Regions from separate parts of the Homo sapiens genome. Here region 2 is linked to region 1. The links are chromatin loops, found by intact Hi-C in ENCODE. Cell type or tissue: lower leg skin. All regions are shown on one strand.

Region 1 (8,000 bases):
GACCCAAGTTCACTGAGTCCTGTAAGCCAAGCCAGGCCAGCAGCTGCGTCCCCCACCACTAACTCTCTTCAGAATCACAGCAATGACTACAGAAAATCTTCCCCTCTCTCCCACTCTCCCATGCTCCCAACACTTTCCCCTTCTGATCTTTGTCATTTGCTAGAGAGATGCAGAGCCAGGAGAGGAGAAATGTGTATAAGAGAAAGAGCAGCTGGGCCAGAAATGAGAATTTCAGGGACTGAGAGAGCTGGAGATAGATAAATAGAAGCAGAAGAGACACAGAGGAACACTGACAAGGCAGGCCAAAAAGGTGAGTGATATGGGGAAGAACAGAGACATGCGGGAGTCCCCCCTTATCTGCAATTTCTCTTTCCATGGTTTCAGCTACCCACAGTCAATCAGGGTCTCAAAATATTAAGATAATTTGAAAGAGGCAGAAAGACCACATCCACTAATTCATATTACAATATATTGTTATAATTGTTCTATTTTATTATTTAGTTATTGTTGTTAATCTCTTACCGTGCCTAATTTATAAATTAGACTTTATTATAGGTATGTAGGTATAGGAAACGCAGCATATATAGAGTTTAGTACCATCCACGGCATCAGGCATCCGCTGGGGGTCTGGGAACATGTCCCCAGTGGATAAGGGGGACTACTGCAGACATACACATATACATACACATATACATATACATACACATATACATATACATATACACATACATATACATATACATACACATATACATATACATATACACATACATATACATATACATACACATACACATATACATATACATATACACATACATATACATATACATACACATATACATATACACATACATATACATATACATACACATATACATATACATATACACATACATACACATATACATACACATATACATATACATACACATATACATATACATATACACATACATATACATATACATACACATATACATATACATATACACATACATATACATATACATACACATATACATATACATATACACATACATATACATACACATACACATACACATATACATACACATACACATACACGTACACGTACACGTACACGTACACGTACACGTACACGTACACGTACACATATACATATACATATACATATACATATACATATACATACACACATACACATACAAGAAGGAGAAAGCGATTGACCACACCCAGGGACTAGGCAGAGAGATACTTTGTCAAAAAGAGGCCATGTGCCCATGGTGGAGATGGGCCTGAGCACGTGCACCCCTGCCCCGGACCCCCACTCAAGGCATTCGGGGTCTGCACGAGGAGCACACCTACCTGAGCGTGTGCACCCCTGCCCCGGACCCCCACTCAAGGCATTCGGGGTCTGCACGAGGAGCATACCTACCTGACCGCATGCACCCCTGCCCCGGACCCCCACTCAAGGCATTCGGGGTCTGCACGACGAGCATGCCTACCTGACCGCGTGCACCCCTGCCCCGGACCCCCACTCAAGGCATTCGGGGTCTGCACAAGGAGCACACCTACCTGCTCTGGCTCAAGGTGGGCAGCCGCCTCTCCATCAGGCCGGGCAGCAGCAAAGGCCTTGTCTATGGGGCCAGACTCCTGGCTGATGGTGAGCACTGCATCATAGGCCTCCTGCAGGGGTCCACCAGTGCCGAGAGACAGGTAGGAGCGGTTGCAGTAGGACAGGGAGAAGAGCAGCATGTCATAGGGCAGGAAGACTAATCTCCCATCCACCAGGCCCTCGGCCCAGGCACACGGCTCAGCAGGGTGGTCATCTCCAAGCCCCCCAGCACCGCCGAGTGCATCCACAGCACCACAACTGGGGCCAGAGGTGGCAGGGTCACCTTTGCAGGCCCAGTTCCACTGTGGCCTGCCCTGAAGCCCACAGTTCTCTAGCCCTGGAGAGCTGCTCGGAACTCCCGGGCACCCGCTCTGCTGCCACCCCACCCCCATCCCCACTGGCCTAGCAAAGGTAGAATTTCCCTTTAATCTGCCCCCCATAACAATAACAGCCAAGGCCACCAAATCTGAGTTTGATCTGATGAAAAACATCCCTTTAATGGAGGATAGATTTGTATTAATATGGCCCTCCCGGCCTGTCTGCCCAATCATTTTGACCAACGTCCTGCCCTACCCAACTCCACTGGCCCTGACAATTGTGAATATGTATTGATAGTTTTCTTCTTTCTTTCTTTTTCCGATACAGGGTCTTGCTCTGTTGCCCAGGCTGGAGTGCAGTGGTGCAATCATGGCTCACTGCAGACTCACATTCCTGGGTTCAAGCAATCCTCCCACTTCGGCCTCTGAGAGAGCTGGGATTACAGGTGTGAGCCACACACTTGGCTGTCGACAGCTTTCTCTGTGTTGTCCTAAAGAACTTTCTCAAACATTTTGTCATTCAATGTTGCAACAGCACTAAGAAGCATGTTGACCATTATCTCTATTTTTTTAGAGGAGCAGTTGGGGAGCTGCTCAGGACTCATAACCACCACAGTGGTACAGCTAGAATTTGAACCCAGGCAGGTTGGCTCCCAGCTTATAATCCTTTTTTTTCTTTTTTAAAGAATTTTTTTTAAATTGAGATACATATAAAATTCATTCTTTTAAAAAATGTACAATAAAGTGGTTTTAGTATATTCACCAAGTTATGTAACCATCACCACCATTGAATTATAGAACGCTTTTATCACCCCAGAAATAAACCCATTAGCAGTTGCTCCCCATTCCTCCCTCCCTCAACTCCAGTCAACCATGAATCTGCTTTTTGTCTCTATGGATTTGCCTATTCTGGACATGTCATACAAATGCACATAATACATGGTACTTTGTGTGTGGCTTCTTTTTTTTTTTCTTCTTCTTTTTTTTTGACAGGGTCTCACTCTGTCACCCAGGCTGGAGTGCAGTGACATGAACTCAGCTCACTGCAAACTCCACCCTCTGGGTTCAAGAGATTCTCCTGCCTCAGCCTCCTGAGTAGCTGGGATTACAGGCACCCGCCAGCACACCTGGCTAATTTTTGTATTCTGGTTAATTTTTGTATTTTTAGTAGAGATGGGGTTTTACCACGTTGGTCAGGTTAGTCTCGAACTCCTGACCTCGTGATCCACCCACCCACCCCGCCCCCACTCCGGTCCTCTCAAAATGCTGGGATTACAGGGGTGAGCCACCGTGCCTGGCCTGTGTCTGGCTTCTTTGACTTAGAGTAATGCTTTCCAGGTTCGTCCTTATTGCAGCATACGTCAGTACTTCATTCCTTTTCGTGGCTGCATAATACTCACTGTATGATAGACCGCATTTTGCTTATCATCATCGGCTTGTAATCTTAACCTTGGCCCTGGGTGGCATCCTTAAGGTCTAAGTAGACACAGATACATGCATCTCTACCTTAGTAAGAGAAGTAGCCCTGAATAATAAAGCTGCCAATTTCACCCCCAGGCCCCAGGACAGAAGGGAGCCCTTGCCAAGGTCGGGGTCCACACTTGATTTCCTTTGCATCTTTTCCGTCTTCCCCACTTGGGTCCTGACCAGCACGGCAATCGCAGCCACAAAAGGGCCACCACTTGTTTGGGATGTGGCCTGGGTTCTCACTGCACTCCCTTTTTGCAGAAAACTCAGGAAGGCTGAGGGTCTCCTTGCTGGAGCCTGAAGACCCCTCATCACATGGACTTCAGGGCCTGCAGCCCTGGCTTCCGCTGAGCCTCTGGGGACCCGTACTGTGGGGGCCACAAGCCCACCCCCTCCATGTCTTAGATAGTGCGGGAGGTCCTCAAAGAGAGGCCCACGAGGACTGAGTGGAAACAGAAGCTGGGCCTGTGTCCCATTTGCTCTGCTGGGCCGACTTCCCAAACGCCCTTTCTCTTGAGGGTTGGAAGCGCTGTTCTGTATTTGGCCACGCGGGGGAGCTGCTCCGCACAGCTCAGGACTAAGCCACCTCACGGGAAACGCCAGCGCGGGCTGCAAGCTGTGCCGCTGTGTGAAGGCACGGTCCTGAGCCTGCTATCTGCAGTGGATCAGCTTCATGCCATTAGTGAAGAAACCATAGCACAGAGAGGATTAGTGACTTGCCTGAGGTCACATGGGTGCGGGATGGGGTGGAGGGGGCGGCAGTGGGACTCCCTGCAGTCTGACTCCAGAGAGTGTGCCCCTCACCCCTCTGCCTCCTGGCTCCTGAGAGCCAGCACTGTGGCTGGAGCTCAGTCCCCCGCAGCACGGGTGGAGAAGGAGTCTGAGGGTCTCCCCACCCACTGCTGCCAGGCTCTGGCCATGCAGAGCCAAACTGTTGACGTTCTCCCGGTCCTGCTGGCATGCTACCTCCACGCCTTTGCACAAGCTGGAGTGCCCTCTGCCTGGAATGCCTTTCCCCGTCAGCTCCACTCCAAAATCAATTTCTCATCATCAGGCCCTGTCCAATGTCACCCCTTCTGTGAAGCCCTCCACATCTCCAAGCAGATCAGCAGCTCCAGCCTCTGGGCTCCCCTGTGCCCTGCATACACACCTGTCTCCCACCAGACTCAGGCTGCTCACGGCTGGGGCCCAGCCAGATCCTGCCTGTGTCCCCAGAGTACAGCCAAGGTCAGGCAGACTGTGCCCTGCAGTAAGAAATACATTTTACCTTGGTAGACTCACGAGACTGACTGTATAGAACTTGAGTACCCTAAAGGACATCTCTCAGAACCACTTACCCTTGCTACCTGCAATGCGGTCTCATAGTTACTACTGTTATTCCTATCTATTTTAGTTTATTCTGCTCAATTCTGTTCTTCTCTTTTTCTATTCCACTCTCTTTTTTTCTTTTTTTCCTTGAGACGGAGTTTCGCTCTTGTTGCCCAGGCTGGAGTGCAATGGCGCGATCTCAGCTTACCACAATCTCCACCTCCCGGGTAAGCAATTCTCTTGCCTCAGCCTCCTGAGTAGCTGGGACTAGAGGCACACACAGCCACGCCCAGAGGCCCTGACAAGGACTTTTTACCCCCTTTTACAGAGGAGGAAACTGTGGCTCTGGGTGGGACAGTGACTTGTCCAAGGTCTCATCAAATGTTAGGACTGAACTTGGACCAGAGCTTGGCTTCCTGCCTCCTAGCCAAAGGCAAAAATCACCTCTTTTTACTGACACCTGGAACATCAGAGCTGAAGGATCCTTGGAGATATAAACCTCTAAATCAATTCCTCTGTGTACAGATAAGGAGACAGGCACAGAAAGGAGCATGGGTAGCCCTCAGTCCCACAAAGCTGCAGCAGGCTCCCCTGGCCTGAGGTCTTGCTGGCCATGCTCAGTATCCGGAGAACTCTGCAGTGGATGGCCAGCAGGGGCTCACAGAGGGCTGAAGATCTTAGCAGGCCAGCACTGGGCCAAGGCAGGAGCTGCTTTTAATCCCAGTTCTGCCACTGATTTATGGGACAGAGTCTACAACCCGTTCTGTGCCTCAGTTTTCCCAGCTGTACAGGGAGAGCTTGGCTTAGACATTTAGGTTTCCAAAGATCATTCAGGTCTGATGTTCTACATGTTTACAAAAATCCAGAGACAGGTGGTTTTTGTCCCTTAGGCTGGCCACATCTCCTCTCCCAACCCTTCTCCCAAGAGTGTGTGAGCCTCTAGTGCCTCCACCTCTGGGCACAATAGACTAATGTGCCACCCTCCTGGGGAGAGACCATTTGTATTTTTAGACTCAGGGAGATGGGCCCCAAGGATTAGCCACAGACTGCTTGACTCATAGAGCCAAGCTCCTCGAATTAGTCAACTCCACAGCCCCATAATCTCCAAAAGTTGAAGATGCCTTTAGCTGCACTAACACATGAATGACCAAAATAGGGAAGGTGACAGGAACCTGGGGAAGGGGGATGGGGGATTCCTGTCATAGTCAGGGGCCCTGCAGCCCCTGCAGCCAAGGGTCATCCTTCTGTCCTTCAACCTGGTGCCTCTTACCTTCTTCCCGAGCAAGCTCCCCACAGACGGACCTGCAACTCTGCATTGTTGGAGCTGACTTGTTGCCTGTTGGTAGGCCCTAAGGTTCCTGCAACAGGGTCCTTAGATGTCAAGCTCTTAGAGTAGACTCTGGCCTGAGGGGGTCCTTTCCCCCAACAGCCTGTACGCTCACCACTCCTCTGCCTGTGACTTTCAGACCCTGCTCCCTGGGAAGAGCCTCCTACATGGCTCATTCCCTATCTGTCCCTCTCAGGAGCCTGAATAAGGCACTTGGAAAATTAGATCTGTTCAGACCCCAGTGCTCTGGGGAGCCACAAGCAGAAAGGAAGAAGGGAATAAAATAAAGAGAGACACATAGAGGGGGATGGAGAAAGAGAGGAGAGGTCTTCAGCACTCCGGACAGCTCCAGACCTGGTTGGGGGCAGCTCCCAGGAGGAAGGATGGGCAAGCACTAAAGAAACCCTTAGTTTATTTGAACCTCTGCTGTGTGCCAGTCCCTGTGCTAGGCACCATTCACACAACCCACGGAGACAGGCATTACTATTATCCTCACCTTATAAAGTATGGCCCAGAGAAGTTAGGTGATTTGACCAAGGGCACAGAGCTGGTAAGCGGCAGGGCTGACTGTAGGTCTGGGCTTTGCTCATGGATACAATGTGTAATGATCAAGTCAGGGTAACTGGAATATCCATCACCTCAAACATTTATCTTTTCTTTGTGTTGGGAACATTAAAATTCTTCTCTCTAGCTATTTTGAAATATATAATAAATTACTGTGAACTATAATTTCTCTGCTGCAGTATCGAACACTAGAACTTATTCCTTCTACATAGCTGTATTTGTGTACCCTTTAACCAATTTTTCTTCATTTCCCTTCTTCCCACTTCCATTCCCAGTCTCTGGTAACCATCATTCTACCTTCTACCTCCATGAGATCCACTTTTTAAGCTCCCACATATGAGTGAGAACACCCAATATTTGTCTTTCTGTGCTGGACTTACTTCACTTCACATAAGACCTAGAATAGAGGCCACTCCTTTCTGGGGTGAACACTTAAGTGGAGATAGAGACCTCAGTCCATGGGCTCCAGCCCCTCCCTCTTCCGCTTGCTTTCTCCTATCTAGGTAAAGTTAGCTTTTACTAGGTGCACTCAGCATCCACTCTATGCTAGGGTTATGCATACCCATCTCATTTAACCTTTATAGCAACCTAGTGAAGGGATTACTGTCTTTTGCTTTCTTCATGTCACTTTATTCATTCAACAAATGTTTACTGAGTGTCCTCATCATGGTTCTGCCAAGGGGCCAGGCTTCCATCCACCCCGACCTCCCACCCCTAATTCCTGTTTTCCCTCTTGCTCCCTTCCATGTTTCAGACACTGTTCTAAACACTTGAGCTAAATCAACCAACAAACAAATTTAAAAGAACAAAAAATAAGATTTTTGCCCCTCGCAGAGCTTACTTTCTAGCAGGGCAGGGAAAGATGTGTTAGTAAACAAAAAATAAACATAATAAGTAAGTAGACATATTTTTAGTGTTTGAAAGTGATAGGTGCTATTAAAAAAAGAAGGGTAATAATGCCATGTTATAACTCTGTGGAAGTGTTTTTCGTATTGCTACACAATTGTCATAATTTCAGTGGTCAAAGAACACACTGAATGGGTGTGTCATTAGTTAGTATGGATGGAAGGATCTGAAGCCTCTGTGTCTGGTCTTTATTGGGTTACCCCCTTTACCACTGACCAGGACTGAGCAAGGGAGTATTAAAGGGCTCCCCAGTTAGTATATGGGGCTCTGGTCGTGGTCCTCCCTGTCCCCATTGTAAGGCAACAACCATATTTCCTTGTGATAATTGGGATTGATTACTTGGGCTTACACAGTGATTCCCTTCTCTGTCCGTTGATTCAGAGTCCTGAGGAGCCCAAAATGGCCACACAATAGTTTCAGTTTTCAATTCATTGGAAAAATTACTGCATTCTCTGGAGGGAGTGTTTCTCCCCTGGGAGAAACTAGGTGCTCCAAACCACTGAATCCAAGA
Region 2 (8,000 bases), 380 kb after region 1:
TGGCCAGTACCTGTGTACTGTCTCCCCACCTGCCCACCTTCCTCTTGGCCTTGGGCTTGTGTCCCGTGGTCCATCACATCACCTGTCCCTTGTCAGTGTCATTCACTCATTCATCCGTTCATTCATTCATTCATTCGATCATTCGTTCATTCATTCAACAAGCATTTCTGAGGCCTCTGTGTGGCAGGCCCCGTTCTGGTTGCTGGCCTAGAGTAATGACAAGACACACTTCCTACCCTCTCAGGACTGTGTGTCACAGGCAAAAACTGAGCAACTCAACAAATAAAAAGCAGAATGTGGTGCTGGGAAGGTTAGAAACAGCTCCCCCATGTGGAGGAAAGGGAAGCCTCCCATGGTAGTTCCTTAGCCAAGTTGTTCCCCTCTCCCCTGCCCCTCCAGCTACAAAGCAAAAGGTTCTGTGAGGATCAGGCAGTTTGACATCTAGCTGTATGGTTCTCTCAAATACCCTTGGGGGAATTTCTGCCAATGACCCCCAGAACTGACCCCAGGGCTTGCAGTGTGGTTTTAACAGGACCGGGTATTCTGTCTCCCTTGGTGCCCCTCTGCTGTTCAGGTAGCCCAGGATCCCACTGATTGATTAGCCACCATCTCACAATTGACCGTGCTTGTGGTCCACTAGACCCTTCAGATTGTTTTCCGTTGTGATACCTTGGCCTTGACTCTGTCCTCTTTTCTGTGTGTGGCGTGTTGTGGCGACGGCCGCTCCCCAACTCCCATCCCCACTCTCTCCCCAACTCCGGCTCCACTCACACTCCAGTTCTTTCATTTCCCCAGTATAAAGGCTGAGCTTCTGGTTCCGCCCCGGGCCCTGGGGATATAAACATTTGCCAGATTCTTCCTCGGCCCCTGGGGGAAACTGAGGATTAATTCAGGTGGAGTAAGTGGTGGGATTTGGGTAGAAGTGAAGCCTTGTCCTGTTGTGGCCATGGTGCAGGGCTGCGGCACAGCCAGCCATCAGTGTCATCCGGGTCAGTAATGCTCAAGGCACAGTCCCTGGCCCAGCAGCATGTCACCTGGGAGGTGGTTAGGAATGCAGATTCTCAGGCCCACAGAGCCCTGATAAACCAGGAGTTCTGGGAGGGGGTCCAGCAATCTGTGTGTTAAGTCCTGAGAGTGAGTCTGATGCTCACTCAAGTCTTGAGAACCACGGGTCTGGGTGAGAGATACGGTAGCTGGGCTGAGATCCTGTCAATGGGACTGGAGGGGAAGGGTCCCGGGGTGTTTGGGAAGCAGAATCGACAGGCTTTGGTGATTGGGTGTGGAGGAGTGAGAGGGAGGCGGGCGTCAGGGGTAGCTCCAAGGTTTAACTTAGGTGACTTCAGATCTCCAATCACCAAGCCCTCTCTGGTCCTGCCTTCTCCACCTGCTCCTGCGGGTCTTGCATCTTCTCCTGTGTACCTCCAGTGAGGAGTGGTCCCCACCACCCTCCCCATCAGTGCACTTACGAAGTGCTCTCATCTTCACAAACAAGCCAGCACCCAGCCCAGCCCTGGTAGTCAGGGCGGTTGCCACAGCAATTGACATCAGCGACCTGGTCCCCAAGGAACCTGCCACCTTCCGCCTGCCTGCAGGGCCTGCATTATCGCTTCTGCGGGGACTGGAGTGGAGGCAGATGGGGACTCCCACCCCTGACACACACCCCATTTTGAGAACTGAGTGGGGCTGGGAAGAGCCAGTGGCAAAGGGAGGGGAAGAGGGAAGGGCAGAAAGTAGGTGGGGCCCCCCTTTGGTGGCCTCTTCTCTCCACGGCCCCAGGCTCCAGCCCACTTGGGTCCTTGGCGTTGGTGGCAGCAGCACTTGGGCCATGGCGGAGGACAGGCCGCAGCAGCCGCAGCTGGACATGCCGCTGGTCCTGGACCAGGGCCTGACCAGGCAGATGCGGCTACGCGTGGAGAGCCTGAAGCAGCGCGGGGAGAAGCGCCAGGATGGGGAGAAGCTGCTGCAGCCAGCGGAGTCTGTGTACCGCCTCAACTTCACCCAGCAGCAGCGGCTACAGTTCGAGCGCTGGAATGTCGTGCTGGACAAGCCGGGCAAGGTCACCATCACAGGCACCTCGCAGAACTGGACGCCTGACCTCACCAACCTCATGACACGCCAGCTGCTGGACCCCACTGCCATCTTCTGGCGCAAGGAGGACTCGGATGCCATAGATTGGAATGAGGCCGACGCCCTGGAGTTTGGGGAGCGCCTGTCGGACCTGGCCAAGATCCGCAAGGTCATGTACTTCCTCGTCACCTTTGGCGAGGGTGTGGAGCCCGCCAACCTCAAGGCCTCCGTGGTTTTTAACCAGCTCTGACAGCAGCTGCCAGCTGCTGCTCTCCTCTAGCCCACCTGTGCTCTCCCCTGCCCCTGCCACTTTCCCCCCTGTATTTTTGGGGCCATTATTCTCGCTGCTCAGCCTGTCCTCTGCTTGCCCAGAGGCCCCCTGAGTCCCACACCTTTCCTCCTCTGCTTCTCCCTGGGGCCAGCACTCCAGCTCACAGGAAGAAGATTCTGAGGCTCCATAGCCTAGAAGCTGGACTGGCTGCTGCATTGCTATAGACGATAGAGGCCTACTAGGGGCCAGTGTGCATGGACAGTGAGGCCAGGGCCATCTGCCTTCTCTCTGCTTCATTGTGGGAGAGAGAGACTGAGAAAGACCAAGAGAGACACAGAGACAGAGATTGAAAAACCCAGCATCCACTTCCTCCAGAGTCAGGGAGACAGAGATGATGGGGCGTCTCCACGGGGAGTCCAGCAAGCCGGCATTCACTGCTCCCTGGCCTTGGTGCCCTTTGCCGGAGCCTGTGTCTGGGCTGCTGGTCCCATAACACGTCGACAACCCTCAGGATATGGGGCAGGGTTGCTGCAGGGGTGGATTTGGGCAGTGGAGAGTGGCTGGCACCCTGGAGGCTGTGTAGGCCCAGCTGTGGCTCTTCTGGGCCTGACTTCAGGGTGGAGAAGTGAAGGGGGAGGTTACACAGAGATCTGTCTCTACGCACACATATCCATGAGACAGAGTGTGCTGTATTCATATGGATGTATTCTAGAGGTCTATTCCTACCCTAGGAACAAGTGCAGTTTTAGATTATCTGTTCATCATTGCTGCTGGTTCAAGGATGGCTCTTAACAGGGGCCTGGTCCGGATGACCTTGGCCTGGGGGCTTGCTGAGCTAGGAGACTGCAGTTCAGATAGTGAAACAGGGAGTGGATTAGTAAAGGGGGTTCCCTTTGCCTTGAGGGAAGTTGGAGCTGGAGAGAGTGGATTCTCCAGGGCCTCAGGTATCCCCTGCTGGGGAGTCAGGCTCTTTAGAGCTTGCAGGTCAGGGAAGGCAAGTGCTTCGTCCTGACATAGCATCTGTTGGCATTTCTTGGGCTTCTTCAATGCAGCTGAGGGGGGCAGGGCGAAGGCGTGGTGGGCAGTTACGACGGCTGATAGTCCCAAGTGGGCTGCAGGCGGCAGTGGTGTGACGGCAGAATGGTAACCTCTGGGGTCATTGGATGCAACTCACTCACCAAACAGATGGGGAAACTGAGGCACAATTTTCATCAGATTCAGTTCTGACTCTTAGCCTCATTCCCCTTCGCATTGCGCAGTCCCAGAGAGCCCCCCCTTTTGGGGGAGTGCCTGACCTGCACCTAACATCAGCCAAGTACAGCTAAGCCACTGTCCCCAGCACCCTGACTTAAGGCCAGCCCTGTGTTTTGTCCTCAGCCAGTCAGGGATGTGTCCAAGACATTTCCCCTCATGAAGCAAAGCTGTCAAGGAACTTGCGGCTCTGGAACAGATGCACTGAGGGCCAGAGGGTCAGGGCCATCCCCTGTGGCTGGGGCTGCCGGGAGGGTGAGCCCCACCTCGGAGGTGTGCAGGCTGGAGCAGCATGCTGGAGCTGAGATTCTGTGGGTGAGAGAGTGGGAGAGTGTCTGTGGGCTGAGCACTGGTCCTTTCTGACTCACAGCTCTGGGGCCCATTCCGGGACAGGCTTGAAGAAGTCTCGGCCATTGCCTGCCCTGCTGAGCACGAGGGGAGGCCAGAACCGTGTGCAGTGGCCCTGCCCTTCTGCTTGAGCTCTTCCTGCAGCTCTGGGGACCCTCTTAGTCCCGACTGCCTGTCTCCCCAGCCTATCTGTCCCGGGGCCTGAGTCCCTCTGCTGTGCCCGCTGCAGGTCCCCAATAAAGCCTGTGCCCTGGCCTCGGTGGTGTGCAGTGTCTCGCCATCAGCCCCCATCCCTTTCACAATCCCTCACGGCCCCGAGCACTTGCTCCCTGGCCACTTCCCACACTCCCCCAGCCCTTGCCACCTTCCAAGGAGGAGGCCTGGAATAATCAGGGGCTTCACCGAATCTCCTGAGGCTGGCCAGGAGCCTCCGGCCCTGACTGTTTCTCTGGTAGCCCCAGAGCTGCCTCCGTGTTGGGTGTGCAGAGAGCTGTGCTGAGGGAGGTGCCATCTGGGCGCCGCCGAGGGCTTGGGGTAGGAAGGCACCAAACCAGGTGCAATCTCGAGTCTCCCTGCCTTGCAGGGCCACTGGGCAGGGGGTGGATGGAAGGGCAGAGTTTGAGAGGTGGGGTGAGGTCCGGCCTGTGCCTGGGTTTAGTCTGGCTTCTGTCACTGATGTGCTGTGTGTCCTCAGGCAGCTCCCAACCCCCTCCCAGACTCAGGCCTTCCAGAGTGAACAGCTTGGTTCTGTGAAGGTCCTTCCAGCCCCACCCTCCAGGAATTGTCAAACCTGTGCTGGGCTAGACTGACATGGGCAAGATGTAGCCCCAAGGCCACGTGACTTCAGTGCCTCACTTGATCCTTCCTCACAGCTCTGTTCCCTCATCACCACTCTGAAGCGCACTCATTTTTGGACAGGGACAACTGAGGCCCAGAGGAGGCGGCCTCCTGCCCAGGTCACAGAGGGCGTGGAGGGGCTGGAAGCAGGTGTGGGTGGGCCAGGCTCTTGGCCTGTGGACCTTTGGCCCCATGACACTGGTCCCTGGGATGGACCGGGGAGATGGGCCCCACCCACCTGAGAACCCAGGCTCGGGTTGGGCTGGCTTCTTTCCTGGAGACCAAGTCAAGCCCTGCCTTGGGGGTCTCACCAGTGGTTTTGTTTTGGAATGAGCCCTGCTTCAAAATCCAACCCCACCACTCTCCTGGGTCACACAGCCCCTTTCATGCCCGCCTCAGAGTAGCTGCTGCCCCCTGGTTTCCCTTTCACACACCCCTCACAGCATGCGCAGAACCCTTCCCCAGCCCCGCACCCAACCCCCACCCCCGGTCTCTCAGGGGTCTCTGCCTCCCTGACACCCCCTCCCCAAGCTTGCCTTCCAGCCACTCCTGGAGTTGCCCGAGACAGAGGAATCCAGCCTCCCACCCTCAGGACAGCAGTAGAAGCCTGGCTCTATCCCCAGAGTGCAGGAATGGCAAATGACCCATTTTCCCTGGAAACCACAGGGAAAGAAACCTGCCTTTCCCTGAGCTCTGTGCCCAGAGAGGCAGCTAGTGTGGTGAGCGACCTAGCCAGCCCCGCCCTGCCAGCTGGATGGCCTTGGGCAACCTCTGAGCTTGTTCCTCATCTGTGAGTTGGGGCCAGCAATGGCACCTCTCTCGAGGCTGTTGTGAGGGTGAAATGGGCGAGTGTCCACCAAGTGCTCGAGCTTCCCGGAGCCTGCACACAGTCACCCTCCCTCCCTGAGTTTGCCCATGGTTACTGCCCCATCACCATAGACACACGGTCTCCTCTCTCAGTTATCCGTGGGTGGGGGTACAGGAGAACCTGTGGAGAGCTGAAGTGAGTTGCCTGAGGCATCCTAGGCCAGTGCCGATGGCAGCAGGCGCAGGGCGGAGGGGTGGGCAGGAACCTGGCCTGGCTCTGTGGTCCGAGAGAGCGGCCATGGGGGAGTGTGTCCTCCTCCGTCACCATCGCCACCTCAGAGCGGCCCAGCAGAGACCATTAGCCTTCACATGATTGCTGGGGAGCTGGAGGCCCGGGGGAAGGGGGACTCCCCCAAGGCTGGGGGTCCCTGCCCGGTCTCAGCCACCCCATGAACAGGACCTGCCGTGGCCACTCTGTGGTGCATCGACACCCTGGTCTCCGGTGGAGAGCAGCAGGGCTCTGCTCTCCCAAGAAGGCAGGGGGTGCCCACCACTTTCCTGCCCTCCTGCAGTCATGGCATCTGAAACGGGGAGTTTGAGAGTCTTGGAATCAGAAGCTGAGAGCTGAGGAATCTCAGATACTCAGGACCAGGGACCCACTAGTTTTGAGGACTCACAAAGGCCCGTGGCTTACCTTACCCAGCTTGGGTTATACAGGAAACCTCCCTGTAGCCCCCATTCCACAGCCCTGGCGGCGTGGCTCAGAAACGCTCCGCACTGGCCCTCTGGGGTCCCAGGCAGAAATGTGAAAAGCTCCCTGCCTGTGCCCCACATCTGCACACACCACCTCCACACACGCACACACTTGCAGGCAGATCCTGAGCAGCTTCCCTCCCTGGGCTGCCGACCCCCTCCTTCTCCACTCTGTCGCACAGCTGGGCAGAGAGTCCTGTCTGCCACTACCCGGGGAAGATTTAAGAGCAGCCACTTGGGTCTAGGTGGGAGTCTCCAGGGACAATCCAGGAGCCAGGGATGCTGTGGTGCACCCATGGGTGGGACCCGGAGGTTTCTGGGCCCATTCTGCCGTGGGTGGCCGTTGGTGGATCACATCCCAGGGGGTTATCAGGGAGGCGGCAGATCCTGCCAGTCCTTGCCTTGCTGCCAGGTCAGCCCAAGTCAGTAAAGCCTCGTAAGCATGCAGTAGGTGATGGGGAGCTTCTCCTTTCTCCTCTTGGGAAGGAGGTTGACCAGGTCATCTCAGTTCCCTCCCAGCCCTGAGGTTTTCAGACTGTTGTGTGAAGGCACACATGTGTACACCAACACAGATGACCCCTCATGTGTGCACAGCTCTCTACAGTTTATGAAAGAGCTCCAAGGCTGTCTCCTTTAGTTCTCATAACAGCCCTGGAGGTAGTGTAGGTAGATGAGGAGACTGAGACTCAGAGGTGGCCCCGTTGAAAGTGAAGTCACTGCCATGCACCGCAGTGGGTAATGTGGTATTAAGTAGTGTGTACAGGTCACCAGCCGGTCAAGGCTGCCCTGTGACCAGTGTGGGGGATTTTCCTCCCAGGAAGACTCCAGCCAGCTTTGGAGCTGGGCCAGGCCCTGTGCTGGGTGCTGGAGATCTGAGAATTAGTCAGACTTGGCCCCTGTCCCCAAGGAGCTCCTCCCAGTGGGCAGGGAAAAGAGAGCCATGCTGGGGTGCCAGGAAAGGGGCTGCCTGACTGTTGGGGGGGTGCTCAGCAGAAGGTGCCTCAAAGCTGCTGCTCAGCTGGCCCCTAAGAGACAAGGGAAGGAGGCAGAGGGAGCCACATGTGCGTGGGGGAGGTGGCTTGAAGTGGCATGGGTGTTTGGTGGTTGTGGTAGATGGGACCCGAAGGAGGGAGCGTTGGAGGGATGAGGCTGAGAGCGTGGACTGCCGGGCCAGGTGGCTGGTGTCCGTGGTGATGGGGAATTTCTACTGTAGACAGCGAGAGGGTAGCGAGCACAGCCTGATGGACTCCTCGCACCCATCCCTTCACTTTGACACTTGCCAGCCTATGGCTAGTCTTATTTCCTCTACACACCCCTGCACTTTGCCCAGACAGCATCTCATTTCATCTGTAAATATTTCCGGATGCATCTCTGAAAGATAAGGGCTCAAAAAAAAAAAACCATAATACCAACTTATAAAATAATCTCTTAATATCATCAAATATCCAGTAATTGTTCTAATTTCTAATTTGTGCTATAAATATGCATAGGTTTTACGGTTTGTTTGAATGAGATCCAAACAGAAGTCCATAATTGCAATTGGTTGATTGCTCTTTCATCTTTTATTTTTTCCTAGTAAATTATCTATCAAAGAAATGGGGCCGTTTGTCCTGTAGGGTTTCCCATGGTGTGGGTTTTGTTGACTGTGTCTTTTTGGTGGTGTTTG

Evidence for each region. A loop is a pair of places that touch in the nucleus more often than their neighbours do. Peaks named below come from ENCODE experiments on the same cell type or tissue, not always from the same donor. Only the 100,000 strongest peaks of a DNase experiment are listed, where the experiment ranks them.
Region 2: a loop joins it to region 1, with 3 times the contacts of the local background. A loop is called at or near these places in 19 of 110 quality-filtered maps.

Annotation. Positions count from the first base shown.
Region 1 is chr11:76,718,008-76,726,007 of GRCh38, forward strand. It overlaps the pseudogene GUCY2EP. Among named protein-coding and RNA genes, the nearest start is that of LRRC32, 51 kb to the left of the region's middle. RefSeq lists an enhancer at 3,628-4,219. In lower leg skin, no CTCF peak of the experiment used is centred here; a DNase peak (open chromatin) is centred at 3,954.
Region 2 is chr11:77,101,015-77,109,014 of GRCh38, forward strand. All of the region lies in intron 3 of CAPN5 (calpain 5), which reads left to right. It overlaps OMP (olfactory marker protein), which reads left to right and starts at 1,826. Exons shown (of 1, transcript NM_006189.1): 1 at 1,826-2,317. The coding sequence starts at 1,826. The coding sequence ends at 2,317. In lower leg skin, no CTCF peak of the experiment used is centred here; no DNase peak of the experiment used is centred here.